Linked DNA regions of Homo sapiens: region 2 is linked to region 1. Evidence: read pairs that join two places in POLR2A ChIA-PET (ENCODE). Cell type or tissue: PC-3. All regions are shown on one strand. Each heading gives the region's core, and the rest is flanking DNA. Links, peaks and the distances in the headings are about the cores only.

Region 1 (8,326 bases), core at 89-8,088:
TTGTGGTCCTCAGAACTGGCATATTTATATTTGTACTCACCAAATTTTTATTTTCTTTGATTGCTATTTTCTAGTCTCAATTCTGTTATTTTTCTTTATAATTTAACATATCAATTTGGAAAAAAAATTCTCAAATCATTTGAAAGAACATAACAGAGCATAAACAGTTAAAATGTAGTAGTCAGTGTAATTAAGCACAAAATGCAGCTCTAAGGTGCCAGGCAAACCAAGAAAAGACTGGTCCCCAACCCTGCAACACGTCAAAATCACCTGGAGAGCTTCTTCTTTGTTGTTGATAAATTTAACGTAGGTAATTAATTTAAACAATAGAATAAGGAAGAAAACGCTAAGCAAAAACCTCCCATTTTGAAACAGTGGCATTTCCCAAAGATAAGCATGGAAACAGTTTATTTGGTATCCAAACAGTAAGATAAGTTATACATATAACATTTATTAAAGACAAAGGGAAATAGTCAAAAACTCATTATTTTCTAATTATATTTATTCCTAATTATTTTACATTTTACTATGCTCTTCAAGTTATATACTTCTATTCTATCTGTATGGTGGAAATACTAGAAATACTAAGTGTGCTGTGTGCATTTCTTTCCAGCTCCACATTCAGTGAGGTCACGCTGCGAGCTTGAACTAGGCTATTGTAGGCAGTACTTTACATCACAGAAATTAGCAAATTGTATGAATCAGTCCTCTTTCCCTCAGTTGTCAAGCATTACCGGCACACCACTGCCTACATGGGTTTTAGCCAAGGGAAACTATAGTATGTTTTTATTGGGAGGACAATGGAACACTATACATAGGGAGAATTCACAGAATTTAGTGAAATCAAAAAGGCAGCCCATTATAACAACCAAGTTTCCTGGCTTGACCCTGGGATCAAAAAACAAGCAAAGGCCGGGCGCGGTGGCTCACGCCTGTAATCCCAGCACTTTGGGAGGCCGAGGCGGGCGGATCACGAGGTCAGGAGATCGAGACCATCCCGGCTAAAACGGTGAAACCCCGTCTCTACTAAAAATACAAAAAATTAGCCGGGCGTAGTGGCGGGCGCCTGTAGTCCCAGCTACTTGGGAGGCTGAGGCAGGAGAATGGCGTGAACCCGGGAGGCGGAGCTTGCAGTGAGCCGAGATCCCGCCACTGCACTCCAGCCTGGGCGACAGAGCGAGACTCCGTCTCAAAAAAAAAAAAAAAAAAACAAAACAACAAAAAAAAAAACAAGCAAACAGAAAACAAAACAAAACAAAACAAAACAAAACAAAAACCCCACCAATTTTAAAAATGATTTCATGTAAAATTAAGAGAGAGGGCAAATTTTTCTGTCATTTATAATAGTTCACTCAAATTCTGTTTGAGTATTAGTTCTCTAATATTAATATAGACTGTAATGAATTTAAAAAATAGAATCATAGGCCAGGCATGGTGGCTCACGCCTGTAATCCCAGCACTTTGGGAGGCCAAGGTGGGCGGATCATTTGAGGTCAGGAGTTCGAGACCAGCCTGACCAACATGGTGAAACCCTGTCTCTACTAAAGATACAAAAAAAAAAATTAGTCGGGCATGGTGGCCCGCGCCTGTAATCCCAGCTACTTGGGAGGCTGAGGCAGGAGAATCGCTTAAACCTGGGAAGCGGAGGTTGCAGTGAGCTCTGTTGCAGTGGGTGACAGAGCGACTCTGTCTCAAATAAATAAATAAATAATAAAATAAAATCAGAATCTTAATCTCAATGAGGAATCCCAGAAATAGTTTATAAGAATGGTTTTCTGGTTTTTTTTCAAGGTAGCATTTTTCCCCCAGAGGAAATGTTTCTTAGGAACTTCATAAATAAAGAGATAAATGCAGTTAACAGGTTCCTAAGACAACTTATTTTCACTGATTGTAGAATCCTCTGATGAATTTTAAACCCTTGACAATTATTTGAAAAGTGCCCCTTACAAATGGTTCAGTAGCTCCCAAACCTGTCTATGTAAAATAATCAACTGGGAAGGAGGATTTTTGGCAGTAGGGCTCAAGGATCTGAATTTCTAAATTCTGCATCTTCAACAAACCAATGTGTGACAATATTATGCTTAGTTTGGTGTTGGATTAAAACTGATTATGATTAAGCAATATGTTGTCAGTACAGTACGTTGGTTAACTGGATTTTTTAAAGTAATGTGAAAGTCATTATAGGTTATCTGGACTTTTGCCACGCTCTATCCTTCACTTAGATGCAAAAATAAATGTAAGACATCATGATAAAAGAAGAGAGAGTTACAAAGAGTAGACTAAATGGTTACAAGTAGTGCAAAGTCTACTGATAACCAAGGTACCTGTGTATATTCTCCCTGTGATAAACTTCCTACATGAGTTTTTCTGCCATGGCAGCCATCAGGTAGCAAAGGTCATGCATGATCACTGCCAAAATAATATGTAATTTTTGTCTTACACAAATTTTAAGAAAAATACATTTGTTGCTAAAAATCTCTGTCAGTAGAGAATTCCCATTTAGTAAAACAATGGTTAAGTGACTAAACCTTAAAGAAAAATATGAAAATTCCATACAAGGAGAAAGAGTCAAACCCATGGGGAAAAAAACAACAACAGCCCCAAATCCTGAATTCTATAACCAAAGGTCCCCATGTTTAAAACCATGAAGGAGAGAAAAAGACAGTGGAAATTCCTTTGAAAGACTTTATGTTTTTCATAATACTCATCAAAAGCTATGAAACTTGGAATTTTCATGTTAGAGCTAAACTTAGCTAAATTGGAGCTACATTTCTAATTTTACTCCAGAGCCTATAATTTCTATTCTAAAAGGAAAGGTAAAGATGAAACTAGAGGGGAAAAAAAATCAAGCTACAGCAACTCAGACTCAAACTTCCTCATCTCCTCACTCTCTCCCCACTAGCCACGCCCCACTACAACCACAAGGGCCTACCATGTGGTAGACCCCAACAAAAAAATGTTTAGAAGAATGCTGAACTTGGAACAGAGTACACTGTAGAATCAAGGGCTACAAACCCTTGAAGCACTCCAGTAACTCAGCATCCTGTGGGTAGAGTACCACAGAATGGCTCATAGGGCTGAAAGAAGACAATGGTCCCTACAATCTACAGCACTCCACAGTTTTCCAGCTGCAATTTTTCCATCCTGATTGTCATTACACACAGAAAATTCATAGGCGAGGTAGGTGCTATTGTTCTAGTTCTACAGATGATAAAAGTAAGGCTTAGAGAGATTAATGATCTTATGAATTAAGCACATAGCAAGTGTTAAAGCCAAAACATAGAACTTCTAATTTGAAGACCTGTGCTCTTTCCTCTATACCAAAAAACTGTCCCCCAAAGAAAACCTGTATTTCATACAATGTATAGCTCATAGCAGATCCCCAATATTAACAGTTCGATGATGTCAATATTCCGAAGTTCTCTAAACAATTGTAATTCCACAGGCATACTACTGTCATATAAAAAAAATATCTGAGACCCATTTTCTGATTGTATACTAAGTCTACATAAAGGAATATGCATGTCTTTAATCAACAATCATCACACCCTTTAATTCCTATCAAATGATTACTCATGATCTGACCAATTCCTGATTCCTGAGTAACTCTTGACTCAGAGGAGTTGTTTACTTTATTTAGCCCCTTAAGCACAGGATGTGTAAAATTTGAACTTACCATTAGGCCCACTGACTTAAAGATAACGTGAAAGTTCAATTGCAATCTAAGGTTTTTTTTTTTTTTTGAGACGGAGTCTTGCTCTGTCACCCAGGCTGGAGGGCAGTGGTGCGATCTCCACTCACTGCAAGCTCTGCCTCCCGGGTTCACGCCATTCTCCTGCCTCAGCCTCCTGAGTAGCTGGGACTACAGGCGCCTGCCACCACGCCCAGCTAATTTTTTGTATTTTTAGTAGAGACGTGGTTTTACCGTGTTAGCCAGGATGGTCTCGATCTCCTGACCTTGTGATCCAACCGCCTCGGCCTCCCAAAGTGCTGGGATTACAAATAGGCGTGAGCCACCGCCCCCGGCCAATCTAAGTTTTAAAAAGCTTCTGGTGAAGAAAAAACATGTACAAACAATTGTGAAAACATTGCAAAAAATTTCCTCTCCTGAAATACATCCGTCTCTACAAATTAAAGGAGGATGAGTAAGGAAAGCCATAAACACAAATTCTACCCTATTCTGTGCAATTCATTCAGTATCACATGACCACAAAGTGAACTTCTCTAAACTGAACTCAGATATAAAATTCTGGCCAAGCCCTCCCATAGAACATTCATACCTAATGTACAGTCTAAGCTACAGTCACCTACAGGCACTTCACCAATGAGCATGAAAACGCTTCACCAGGTTAATTTAATATTTTGCTTTCAAACAATCTTTTAAGTCTCCATTAAACAATAACAGGTATCACTGACGGCATACTACATGTCAAGGCACTGTGTTTTTCTATCACTAGGGATACATCAGTGAACTTGCTATCGCTTTTTAATGAAAATTAAATTTGTGATGATTTGGAAACCAAAACATTCTATTTTCATATTTCTTAAACCACTTCCTTCATTCCATTTATTCAAATCACTCTAATACCTCCAGCATCTCCAACACAGTAATTTTTTCCCATGCCACTCCCTGTAGCTAGAACAATCTCGCTCTTCATGTTGTGAGCTCTCCCTCCTCTCAGAGCCACACTGCCTGTTTACTGTCTTTCATTAACGGGGCTTTAAAAAAAGGTTTGGTCTTCTTATTTTGTAAAGTAAGTGAACAATAACAGAAGTTACATTACAGAAGTAACAACCAGAACATAAAAATTAAGTCATTGTAAAAGCATTTGTGAGTATTCTCCATGTTCTCTTGAGATGGTCAACTGACAAAGACAATGTCTAAGTACTTTCTTACTACAAGAAAATCAGAGAGGTGGGAACTTTATTTCTATCTGGGACAACCTGACAGAAAAAGAAACAAACATGTGCCACAAGAACTACACTACCACCTAATTTAATTCTGACATCAGTAATTACAGCACAAAACCAGCAGACTGGCTGCTTGGCACTAGCAAGCCCCCTGTGTCTAATGAAACGTCACTCAAAGGCAGTCTGGGATGATCCTACTTGAGAAATGGTATAATCTCCACCAATCCTAACTTTACTACTTTTTTCCTCCCTAAAGAAACATATACAAGTGATTAAATGAAGGGCAGTCCATCTATCAACTGAAAAGAAGGGGTGTTAAAATTCCTCATCATGAGGGCACTGTTCTGCTAGGGAGAAAAAAGAGAAATGACAATAAGATGCAATGCTATTTGATTGGATTCTGTATTAAAAACAATAACCAGGTAGCTACATAAGGCACTACTTGGGCAACTTGGGTATTTTGGATATGAACTACTTTAGGTATTAATAGTTCATCAATGTTATATTTCTTTCTTTTTTTTTTGAGACGGAGTCTTGCTCTGTGGTCCAGGCTGGAGTGCAGGGGCAAAATCTCGGCTCACTGCAGGCTCCGCCTCCTGAATTCATGCCATTCTCCTGCTTCAGCCTCCCGAGTAGCTGGAACTACAGGTATGTGCCACCACACCCAGCTAATTTTTTTTTTTTTGTATTTTTAGTAAAGACAGGGTTTCACCGTGTTAGCCAGGATGGTCTTGATCTCCTGACCTCGTGATCCACCTGCCTCGGCCTCCCAAAGTGCTGGGATTACAGGCGTGAGCCACTGTGCCCGGCCCCAGTGCTGTATTTCTTAAGTGATATTTGTCTTGTGACTATATAAGATAATGCCTTATTTAGGAGATATAATAATTAAGACAGAAATGCCATAATGTTGGCCACTTACTCTTTTAAAATAAAATTTTAATTTTAGAACAGTTTTGCAGAAAAAGTGTGAAGATAGTACAGATAGTTCCCATAAACTCCACAACTGATTTCTCTTATTCTTAAAATTTTACATTGGTATGACACATTTGCCACAATTAAGAAACTAATAATAATATATCGTTATTAATTGAAGTCCATACTTTATTCAAATTTTCCTGGTTTTTCCTAAGGTCTCATTTCTTTTCCAGGATCCCATCTGGGATCCCATCCATTTACCATATCATGTTTACTCATCATGTTTTCCCAAGCTCCTCACTAAGTTTCTCAAGCCTGAGTTTTGATAGCCTTGATAGTTTTGAGGAGTGCTACTTAAGTATTTTTTAGAATGTCCCTCAATTAGGGACATTTGTCTGAAATTTTTCTCAAGATTAGACTCAGGTCATGGGTTTTTGGGAGTAATATCACAAAGATGATGTGGCTGAGGTAGTATATGTTAGGTAAAGTTACTGGCGCCCCTCCCCAGATTTACATACCACGTTTTTTGGCAGAAAGTCACTATGTACAGCCTTAAGGAGTGGGGAGTGATGCTCCATTTCCTTGAGGGCAGAGTATCTACATAAATTATATGGATTCTTCTCCAGGAGAGATTTACCTATTCTCCTGTATTCATTTATTTATATGAGTATGGACTCATGATATTTATTTTATGCTTTGGATGGTATAATCCAATACTACTTTATTTTGCTGCTTAAATTGTTCCAGATCTCCTTGGGTCACTGGGATCTTTCTCAATGTCCTGTGTCCCTACGACATACCTACATTGTTTTTGTTTGAGCACTTTCTTTACTTTCTGGCACTACAAGATGCTGCAGGCTCATCATGTATATTTCCTGCCCATTCCTAGAATCAACATGTCTCTAAGGAGCCTTTATTCCTTTTATTGGAAAATGGTATTTGAAACCAAGATCTGGACACTAGCTATTCTTGTACTACTGGAGTGTTGTTGATTCTAGTGTTAGTTTTATATGTTAATTGTCTGTTTTATATGTTGTTATTTTTATAGATTATTGTTACCTTTTGATTTTATGAATTTTGCTGAAGTGTATATATTGTATATCTGTGAACCCTTGTATTAAATAACTTTGCATTAAGACTTTCCTACATTGAAAGCAAGCAAATACCTGTATCTCTATATATTTTTAGTTCATTTATAGCTTATTTATTTTCTTTTGATGGAGAGGATAGTAGATACTACCTGAGGTCCTTAGCCTTGACATCCTTATCCTTCCTTAACCTGGAGCTCTAGGTTTGTGGCTTATTGGGCCCAAGGAGGAATGCCAACTCTTCCTCTGTTGGGGATTCCATCCTTACCAAATCTCTGCCATCCTTAACAATACTACCCTGTGAATGCTACCTTACCAGAAGTGCCAACTCCTAGACTCTGGATATGGGATTTTTAGTACTTGGGGCTTTTCAATTTAACTTATCCCCACCCCTACCTAAACTCAGAAATTTAGAGACTTCTAAGAAAATTAACCTTAAGAACTGAGCTGTAAATAAGAATTCCCAGGTCTGCTGTGTGTTCATCCACACTGCTGACACTAGATATAATCCCATAGTAAGCCATCTAGTTATATTTGATATATTCAAGCTAATTATTGTAATTCACTTTGTAATTCCCTTTAGAACTTGGATACAATCAAAGTATTAACTTCCATATTCCCAAACAATCTAGTACCATCAGATTTACATCCAACATGAGATTCTTCACTTCTATCACTGGATGGGGCTTTGATACCTCCTTCCCATGGTATAATATTTCTCCCATCTGTAACCCAGTCCTGGTGGTTCTCCCTTGGTGAGAATACATGCATCCATCCTCTTGTTTTATTTTCAAACTCGTGGCCAATAACACATTTGGGCTCACGCCATCTCATCGGATTTACTGAACAGCTTCCCAACACATTCCTCTGTGTCCACTGTCAGATAAATCTTTCTAATACACCTGCAGCACTGCCTCACTTAAAGACTTCACTAGCAGGCCTCCTCACCCCTTGCTGGCCAGCCTCTGTGGGAGTGCATCAGAACATAATTTGAAAAGCACTGCCCTATATAAACCATCTGTTCCAGCATGGTTTCCTCAATATGCCTCTTGTATTTCAACTTCAATCCTGGGTTATGATTCTTAGCTGGAATGCCTCCTTCCCTCCTCATCTTTCCTCTTCCCCACGTGGATCATTCTAGCTTCCTCCCCTTTCTTATCTGTACCCTAACATTCCAACAATGAGAAACATTTACTTAACTGTTTAATTCCAGTAAACATATATGGTGGTTTCAGAATTGCTAACCATACACATTCATGGTATACAACTTTATCAACTACAGTAGTATCATGTACGAGTCTTTTTGAGTTCAGTCTTACTGATTCCAATCATTTCCAAAGTTACTTAGATCAGCAGCTTTTCTCTCTATTCCCTTCGACAACGTCACCCAAACTGGAGTACAGTGGTGTCAT
Region 2 (8,326 bases), core at 62-8,061, 120 kb after region 1:
GTATATATGTCAGTGAAGTGACTTCATGACATATAAGTGACTTTTTTATGATCTACATGTTGTTTTTATATATGATAGTATTAGAGAATTATACGGTCTGTTTTTCAATTATTTACCTAAATAAAATAATTTGAGGTGACTTTTGTTAAGGATAACTATGAATAAGATTGATAAAATAGAAATAAGGCCTTAAAAACCATCCGTGTAAACTGAGGTGGTTCAATAGAAATATCCTCCTCAACTTAAATGTATGAACAAATGGTAAGTGTTTAATTCTGAAATTTGTTACTTGTGTGGAGTTGTTGAGAGTCAGGGATATATTTGGTAAGTAATGAAATAAATAAATTTTTAAGAGATTGTTTTTCCTGGCTGAGTTTAAAAAGAACGCATTTCTCTTTAAGTAATATTAAATGTTGTAATTAATAGTGATGTTTATAATAGTTTTGTGGTTTGCGTGGAGGTTCTTCATGTGGCTGTTAAAAAATAATAATTCTCAGTGAAAGCCAGGAACAGAACATTACACAATAACTTACTGTTGTTTCTACAGAGAAGAAAGCTACTGAGGTCTAAAAATACAGCTTTATAAAATGATAGAATTTTGAGTATGTACTAATGGGCATTAATACTTTATCCTGTGGTATTTGAAGACCGTTTTCACACAAGCATCTTCAAATATCAGTGTTATTTAGTCTTTGACAGGTGTTGGATAGCAGTTAAAGATTGAAGTATGAGGGGGCAATCCTAGATTTATCCATTCAGCAGATACTTATTGCATGCCTTGTACATATCAGGCACTGGGAATAAAGTTGTGAAAGGAAGTGGATCAAATTGCTGCCCTTATGGAAATCAGTTTATGGAAGGAGAGACAAAAGATAAGAAGATAAATGAGTATGATGAATGGTATGTAAGATAAAGTACCAGGAAAGAAAATAAAAGCATGAATGTTGAGGGGGCGGAGGTGACATTTTAGATAAGGGAGCCAGAGAATGCCTCTCCGAGTAGGTGACTTTTGAGTGAAGACCTGAAGGAAACAAGGAAGCTAGTCACGTAGATGTCTGGAGTAAGTACCAGGCCTAAGGAAGAGCAAAATACACAGCCCCTGAGATTGGGAATGAGCCTAGCGTATTTGAGGAGCAGTGAATGTGGTATGGTCAGAGAGCAGTGAAAAGTGGGAGAGGAGAAGGAAAAGATCAGAAGGGGAACAGGATGGCAGGGGATAGTTTGTGAAGGACCTTATAGAACATTTTAAGGATTAAGCTTTCATTCTGGATGAGATGGGAAGGCATGAACGAGGTGGTTTTAAAAGGATCCCTCTACTTTCTTTGTTGATAGTAGACTCTTGGGGTGTGGGGTGAGGCAGATGCAGGGAGAGCGGTTAGGAGGCAATTGTAACGATTCTGTGGTAGCATTAGATCATGGTGATAGCAATGGTAGAGGTGGTGAAAAATGCTCAGATTCATATTTATTTCCAACACAGAATTGATAAGAGTGGGTTGCTGAATTGCATCTGATGTGAGAGACAGGGTTTAAGATGGGTTCTAAGGTTTTGGCTCCTGCAAAACATAGAGTTACCATTTTTTTTCAGATGAGAATTGACTGGAGGAGCAGACATTTTGGAGAGTGGTGGTGATAGCGGTAATAATACTGGGGATTGGGAATCTGTCTTTTAGATGTGTTAAATTTGAGATGCTTATTTAGACAGGCAGTTACTTAAAGTATCATGTTTGTTAGTTAAAGGGAGAGGTCTAGGCTGGAGAATCTGGGAGTAGTCAGTATATAAATGGCATTTAAAGCTATCAGACTGAATGAGTTGATGTAGAGAGTGAATATAGAACATACCTAAGTGTTAAACCCTGGAGCAGTTTTTAAAGATTAGATATATGAGAAAGAAGGGACAGGGAGGTATGAAATCCAGAAGTGATGTTCAGAAAGCTTAGTGGAAAAAGTGTTTCGAAGAGGAGGGATTACTGGTTGTGTCAAATGCTGCTTAGTGAAGTAAGATAAAGGCTGAGAATCTACAATTCAGTTTTAGCTAATGAGTCATTGGTAACCTTGATCAGCAGTTTCAGTGTAATAGTGGGAACAAAAGCCTGATAAAGTGAGTTTACTAGAGAACTGGAGGTAGTAGATTGGAGACAGAGATTATTGACAAGGCATTTGGGAAAAAGAGAAATGGAGCAGAGCTTTAGGAGGAAGATAAGATTTTGTAAAATGGAAGACAATATACCATATTTGTATGTTGATGAAAACAATTCAGAGATAGGATTAAGTTGATGATGCAACTAAGGAGGAATTACTAGAACCCTGTCTTTAGGTAGTAGTAGAATTGGCCTTAGATAGTACCATAAACTTAATCCCTAGTAATAGAAGAGAAGAAAGAGATACTGTATTTGAGAATAGCTGTAGGTAGCTAGGTAGTGAGAGAGAGGTAAGAGCTTGTGGAAATCTGATTGCTTCTGCTTTTTAGTGAAATAGCAGCTGATAGGATTTGAGAAGAGAAGTTATGAAATAGTCATCTAGGGGAGTAAAGATTGAATGAAATAAGGAAATTATGTACAGCAAGGACTGACTTGACATTGGTCATGATTTTTTAACTGACATCGTTAATCTTTGATGAATTCATCATTCATTTCCCTACAGTCACTCATCTCCAGCTATGTTCAGCTGATTGATTAGATACAGAAACAAAGTAGGTGGAGAGTTGGATTTAATGATGATTGGGGTTTGGCTGGAAAACTAAGATGCATTCAGAGATGGGCAAATGAATTACTCTAATGATAGACCTAGGATTTTACATTTGGTGAGCAAAAAAGTGAGAAAATGAGAGATGAATAGCAATGAAATGGTGTTGAGATCAGTGAATCTTAGGTCCAGGGGAACTTGAATGTGAAAAAGAAAAATAGGAGGTAGTGGCATGAGAGAGAGAAAGATGCTTGAAATCGAGATTTTTGAGGGATTGCTGTTTGGGGCCATGATAAGGGTCTAAGATAGGATTTCTTATGTCTGAAAGGATAATCCATAGGTTTATATTGCCTGAGTAAAGTTAAAGATCCTCTGGTCTAGAGTATGCCATGGTAAGTCAGTGGTTGAGATAAGGTTGAGGACAAAATCATTAAAGAAGAGGAAATCAAAGAAATGAGAAATGGAACAATTAAAACAGTCATCACTGTGGATACTGAAATCACCAGAAATGATTATTGGACAGAAACTAGGACAGAAATAATATTGAATGGCATGATGAATAACATTTTAGGGTACGCATGAGTGTGGTGGATGACTGGTTGATGGTAGTAGGTTAGTATAATGTGCTGTTCAGATTTCAAGGTACTGATTTTTAGAGATGAGAGGATAGAAGTCTGAAAATCATGGTAGAGGAAACAGCTACACCACCATACAAGAGAGCTAGTAAGTAGCTTCAAAGGAGATTTTAAGAGTGATTTTAACTTGGGGAATTTAAGAGCTGGAGTCATTGTTTACTTCACTGTGGCACCTTTGAAACTGTTACATTAACATAAGGTAATTGAAGAATTGTTATTCCTCTTGTATTCAACTGAATATTTATGGTTAGCTTACAGAAATTTGCAGTTGTGAAACAGAACAGAAACTTGTGTTGAATTCGGCTACTACTTAAATATGCATTTTTAATACTCTTTAACACCTCCTCCCTCCTCATATAATCTCTCAAGGCCTGTGATTACATATTGCATATTGAAGTCACTTCTTTTTTCTCTTTCATAGATATTAATGCCTTCCAATGCACTGTTGTTGATAGAATATAAAACTATGAGGTAAAAATATCTCAGGGTTTTGCCTTTCTTTGAATATAGAATCTAACCTTTCCACCATATTGGGTATTTATTTAGAGAGGGTACTCAAGTATTTTGCCACACTCTTTTTTAGTTTGTTTGTTTGAGACAGCGTCTTGCTCTGTTTCCCAGGTTGGAGTGCAGTGGTGCGATCTTGGCTCACTGCAACTTCTGCCTCCTGGGTTCTAGCAGTTCTCATATCTCAGCCTCCTGCGTAGCTGGGATTATAGGCGCATGCCACCATGCCAGCTAATTTTTGTACTTTTAATAGAGATGGTGTTTTACCATGTTGGCCAGATTCGTGTCGAACTCCTGACCTCAGCCAGTCCACGCGCCTCAGCCTCCCAAAGTGCTGGGATTACAGATGTAAGCCACTGCGCCCGGCATTGTCACCCTCTTAAGTCATTTTCAACTGGAATTCAGGAGTCACTATGTGGGACACTGTGAGCCGGTAGAATATTCTAAAACTCAGAAATACATATTAATCCTCAGAAATTAGAAATTTCTTTTCCAAGTTTTTCATTTTCCATTTCTTGGACTATTTGCTGTTACAATCTGTGTTTACTATAATCTTTCCAAATTAAATATTAGTTTTGTCTCTGTTCTACTTATTTGATTTATTCAGTCATTCCCTCCCACTTTTCAATTATTCAGCCTGTTAAAAGTACAACTGTTTCTTTTCTGGAAAAAATAAGCCAAAGCTAGAAATTGTTCAAGCAGGAGATTTTGTTTGTGGAGTGAAAGTGAACCTCACTAAAATAGCAGTGTGTTACATCCTGGACTGGCATGTATACAGAAAACAGCAAATTGATCTGTAAGGCACTGTTGTAGTAAAGGAGTGCAAGTTATAATCTCAGCTGAATGATAAAAGGTGATTTATATGAGAAGATTACAGGTCAGGAAATGATTTATTCCAAATGCAAATACTTGAGCGCATTGTTCAGTAGAGACAACATTTTTGTGTAGGCTATTTCGCAGACAATGTGAGATTTTAATTGGTGTTCTAAAGATATGCTATTGGTATGAGGAAGTGTTGTGAGGAGGGCATTTTACAGCAGATATTATTCTAGGGCAATTTTTTTGTCCATTACAAATCTTTGTGAGTTTTTTCAGTGCCCTGTAAATTACGAAGTTAATCACTCCAACTGTTGGGAACAGGAACTATTCCAAACTCAGGTGAACTTAGAGAATTTCACTCTCTCATTCTTTCAGTTTGTTTCATCCACCTTTGTGTAGCTTCTTAAAAGCACATAGGCTTGGTCAATCTTTTTTTTTTGTTTGTTTTTCTTAATAGATGCGCTCTGACTTTGTTGCCCAGGCTGATCTTGAACTCCTGGGCTCAAGTGATCCTTCCCGCCTTGGCCTCCCAAAGTGCTAGGGTTTACTGCGTGAGCCACTGTGCCTGGCCCAGGTTGGTCAATCTTTATCTCATTGCTTAGAGAGAACCTCCTCTGGAAATCTTCCTCTCTCGGTAGCTTATTCCTCTCTAGTATTGTGTCCTGAGAACTCCAGAGTCTTAGCCTCCCTGGACTTCTTTCTAGCCTTATCTCCTTGACTTACAAAGGCTCCTGAATCCCATGTGATTTCCCCCTTCTTTGCAGGATAGTTTGGAAACTTCAGTCAGTTAAACTGGTGTGATCAGAAAGCTTACATAATTTGTTTCCCATAACCTAGTCCATTGCCGTTTGTAACGTATGTTGCATCTTAATTGTTTCATCTGTTTTTCCAGGTTTTTTGTTGTTTCAGGCAGAAACATAAATGCCAACTCTGCTAATTCATCTCACTGAAAACAGAAGTCTGCTTATTAAATTTTAGCTTTTTGTTATTAAAATTTAAATAAAATGTACATGTTGGGTACCCAATAGATGTTAGCCCCAAAGCTGCAAAATACTGGCTTGTAGAAGTGTTTTGTTGGTTTATATGACAATTTAGATTTTGGGACATTAAACATAAAAACTGGATTTGGGATTTCTCTTGATACGTTTATACTGTAATATTTTGTTTGCATTTCAGCATTTAGCTGTAACTGAAATGATTCCTAGTTTAGTCACAGCATACCCTCTCTAAATTGTTAGCTTAATTTTCCCTTTTTTTTTTTTTTGGAACTCAATTTATATCGTATGGGCCAGGTACAGTGACTCAGACCCGTAATCCCAGCACTTTGGGAGACTGAGGTGGGAGGATTGCTTGAGGCCAAGAGTTCAAGATCAGCCTGGGTAACATAGTGGGACCCCATATGTACAAAAAATAATTAACTGCATGTGGTGGTACACGTGTGTAGTATCAGCTACTTGGGAGGCTGAGGTGGGAGGATCACTTGAGTGCCAGAGGTCGAAACTGCAGTGAGCCATGATCTCACCCTTGCACTCCAGCCTCAGCATCAAAGCGAGACCCTGTCTCAAAAAAAAAAAAAAAAAGAAAAGAAAAGAAAAGAGTACATTGTTTCTTGCCCAGTAGAGTTTGAAAATTGTCATTGAGGAGATATGAATATTATCATCATGGTTTGTGAATGACGTAATTGAATTATGAGTTATTCCTGATGTTACAGTTAAGCCATTGCTGCTATTTTTTAAATTCTCAGTATCTAAATAAATAAATAACTCCCTTAGGCCGGGCGCGGTGGCACAAGCCTGTAATCCCAGCACTTTGGGAGGCCAAGGCGAGCGGATCACCTGAGGTTAGGAGTTCGAGACCAGCCTGACCAACATGAAGAAACACCATCTCTACTAAAAATACAGAATTAGCCGGGCATGGTAGCGCTTTCCTGTAATCCCAGCTACTCGGGAGGCTGAGGCAGGAGAATCGCTTGAACTGGGGTCGGGAGGCAGAGGTTGTGGTGAGCCCAGATCGCGGCATTGCACTCCAGCCTGGGCAACAAGAGCAAAACTCTGTCTCAAAAAAAAAAAATGATAATAATAAAATAAATAAATCCCTTGTTTGAGATCCATGTATATAGGAAAACAGATTATTTTTATTTTGTGTTTATAACCTATGGTAGGTTGACAGTGAAGAGAAGAACTCAGGACAGTTAATGAAAGCATCACCTTTTCTTTACTGAGATCTCCTGTGTAAGGAAATCATTCAGTTAGTCTTAGAATTGTCATGAAAGATTAAGAAATGTTCATAGCATTGTGATCATCATCTTAGGTATTCAGTCGGTGAATTTCTGTTTTTAGGTGTAATCTAAAAGTTCTGTAAAATAAACATCAACAATGTTGTATGCTTCTTATGGCTGTTCTAGGTCTCTGTGTTTTTATTATGAACTTGTATCTGATCTTTTCAAGTTTTTGTCTCATGGTATTTTTTCCTCAATGCCAATTAACAGTGGTTAAACAAAATAGATAAGGTTTTCCTTCTAAGTCCAGAAGTAGACATTCCAGAGTTGATGTGATCATTTAAGGATGCCAGGGCTGTTGAAGACTGGGCTGTTGTTCTCTTGGTCTTTTCCTCATGGTCAGTTACAATATAGCTGATACTGTTGTTGTCTTCCTTAGTTCAGCTCCAGGCAGGAAGGAGGAGGAAGCAGAAAAGGGCAAGAAGGCTCATAGTGTCACACACACACAATGGGTGGGTTCATTTGCTTGGTGGATGACAAGTCCAGTGACCACAACCAAGTATGATTTCACAGGGGGATTTTATTACTTGCACCAAGTAAGGAGGACACTAGGGATAGTCCCAAAGGCAGTGCCTCCCCAAACAAAGGTGAACACCCGGGCTAGTTAGCTGAGTCATTGTATTAGAGGTGGAATAAAGGCAGTGCAGGCACATTTATCATGCTTTTACATACATCAGATGTATAGAAAATGGCACATAAACTACTTCCTGGGTGGGGATTTTAGTATGGTAGTGAGGAGAGTTTGCCAGAAGTTCATCTCCAGTTTAGTCATCTCTGGACCCAACCACTGGGCTGAGCTTCTTTCTGGAACTTCTTGAAACAACAAGAACTCAAGGCGCAACAGTTACAAAAGTGAGTTTTCTTTTTCTTTTTCTTTTCAGACGGAGTCTTGCTCTGTCGCCAGGCTGGAGTGCAGTGACGCCATCTTGGCTCACCGCAACCCCTGTCCCCTGGGTTCAAGCGATTGTCCTGCCTCAGCCTCCCGATTAGTTGGGACTACAGGCATGCACCACCATGCCCAGCTAATTTTTGTACTTTTAGTAGAGATGGGGTTTCACCTTGTTGGCCAGGGTGGTCTCTATCTCTGGACCTCGTGATCCGCCCGCCTCGGCCTCCCAAAGTGCTGGGATTACAGGCGTGCGCCACTGCGCCCGGCCGCAAGTGAGTACTTTTTCACAGTGCATACCCCAAAACCTGGGGACCCTGAGTTACAATATCACCTTAGTTTGCCCCTAGTCAAGGAGCTTTCTAAAACTCACCCCAAGTCATCTCAAATATTACATCTTATTTACCAGAATTACGTCATATTATCGTCTCTGTCTTCCAGAACCTTAAAAATTTTAGGATAGTCCATTATTGCACCTAGCAAAATCAGTGTTCTTTTGGTAAGAAAGCAGGAGTAGAT

Evidence for each region. ChIA-PET counts read pairs that join two places held together with the same protein. Peaks named below come from ENCODE experiments on the same cell type or tissue, not always from the same donor. Only the 100,000 strongest peaks of a DNase experiment are listed, where the experiment ranks them.
Region 2: POLR2A ChIA-PET joins it to region 1 with 12 read pairs; 2 of 35 experiments call an interaction of 5 or more read pairs at or near these places.

The regions. Positions count from the first base shown.
Region 1 is chr10:63,549,519-63,557,844 of GRCh38, reverse strand. The region is part of intron 1 of REEP3 (receptor accessory protein 3); the gene reads right to left. Among named protein-coding and RNA genes, the nearest start is that of REEP3, 32 kb to the right of the region's middle. In PC-3, for the core only: no CTCF peak of the experiment used is centred there; DNase peaks (open chromatin) are centred at 2,994, 3,624, 4,224 and 4,624; H3K4me3 peaks cover 2,951 bases; H3K27ac peaks cover 5,011 bases.
Region 2 is chr10:63,431,484-63,439,809 of GRCh38, reverse strand. The region is part of intron 1 of JMJD1C (jumonji domain containing 1C); the gene reads left to right. Among named protein-coding and RNA genes, the nearest start is that of JMJD1C-AS2, 5.1 kb to the right of the region's middle. In PC-3, for the core only: no CTCF peak of the experiment used is centred there; DNase peaks (open chromatin) are centred at 4,749 and 7,409; H3K4me3 peaks cover 937 bases; H3K27ac peaks cover 3,735 bases.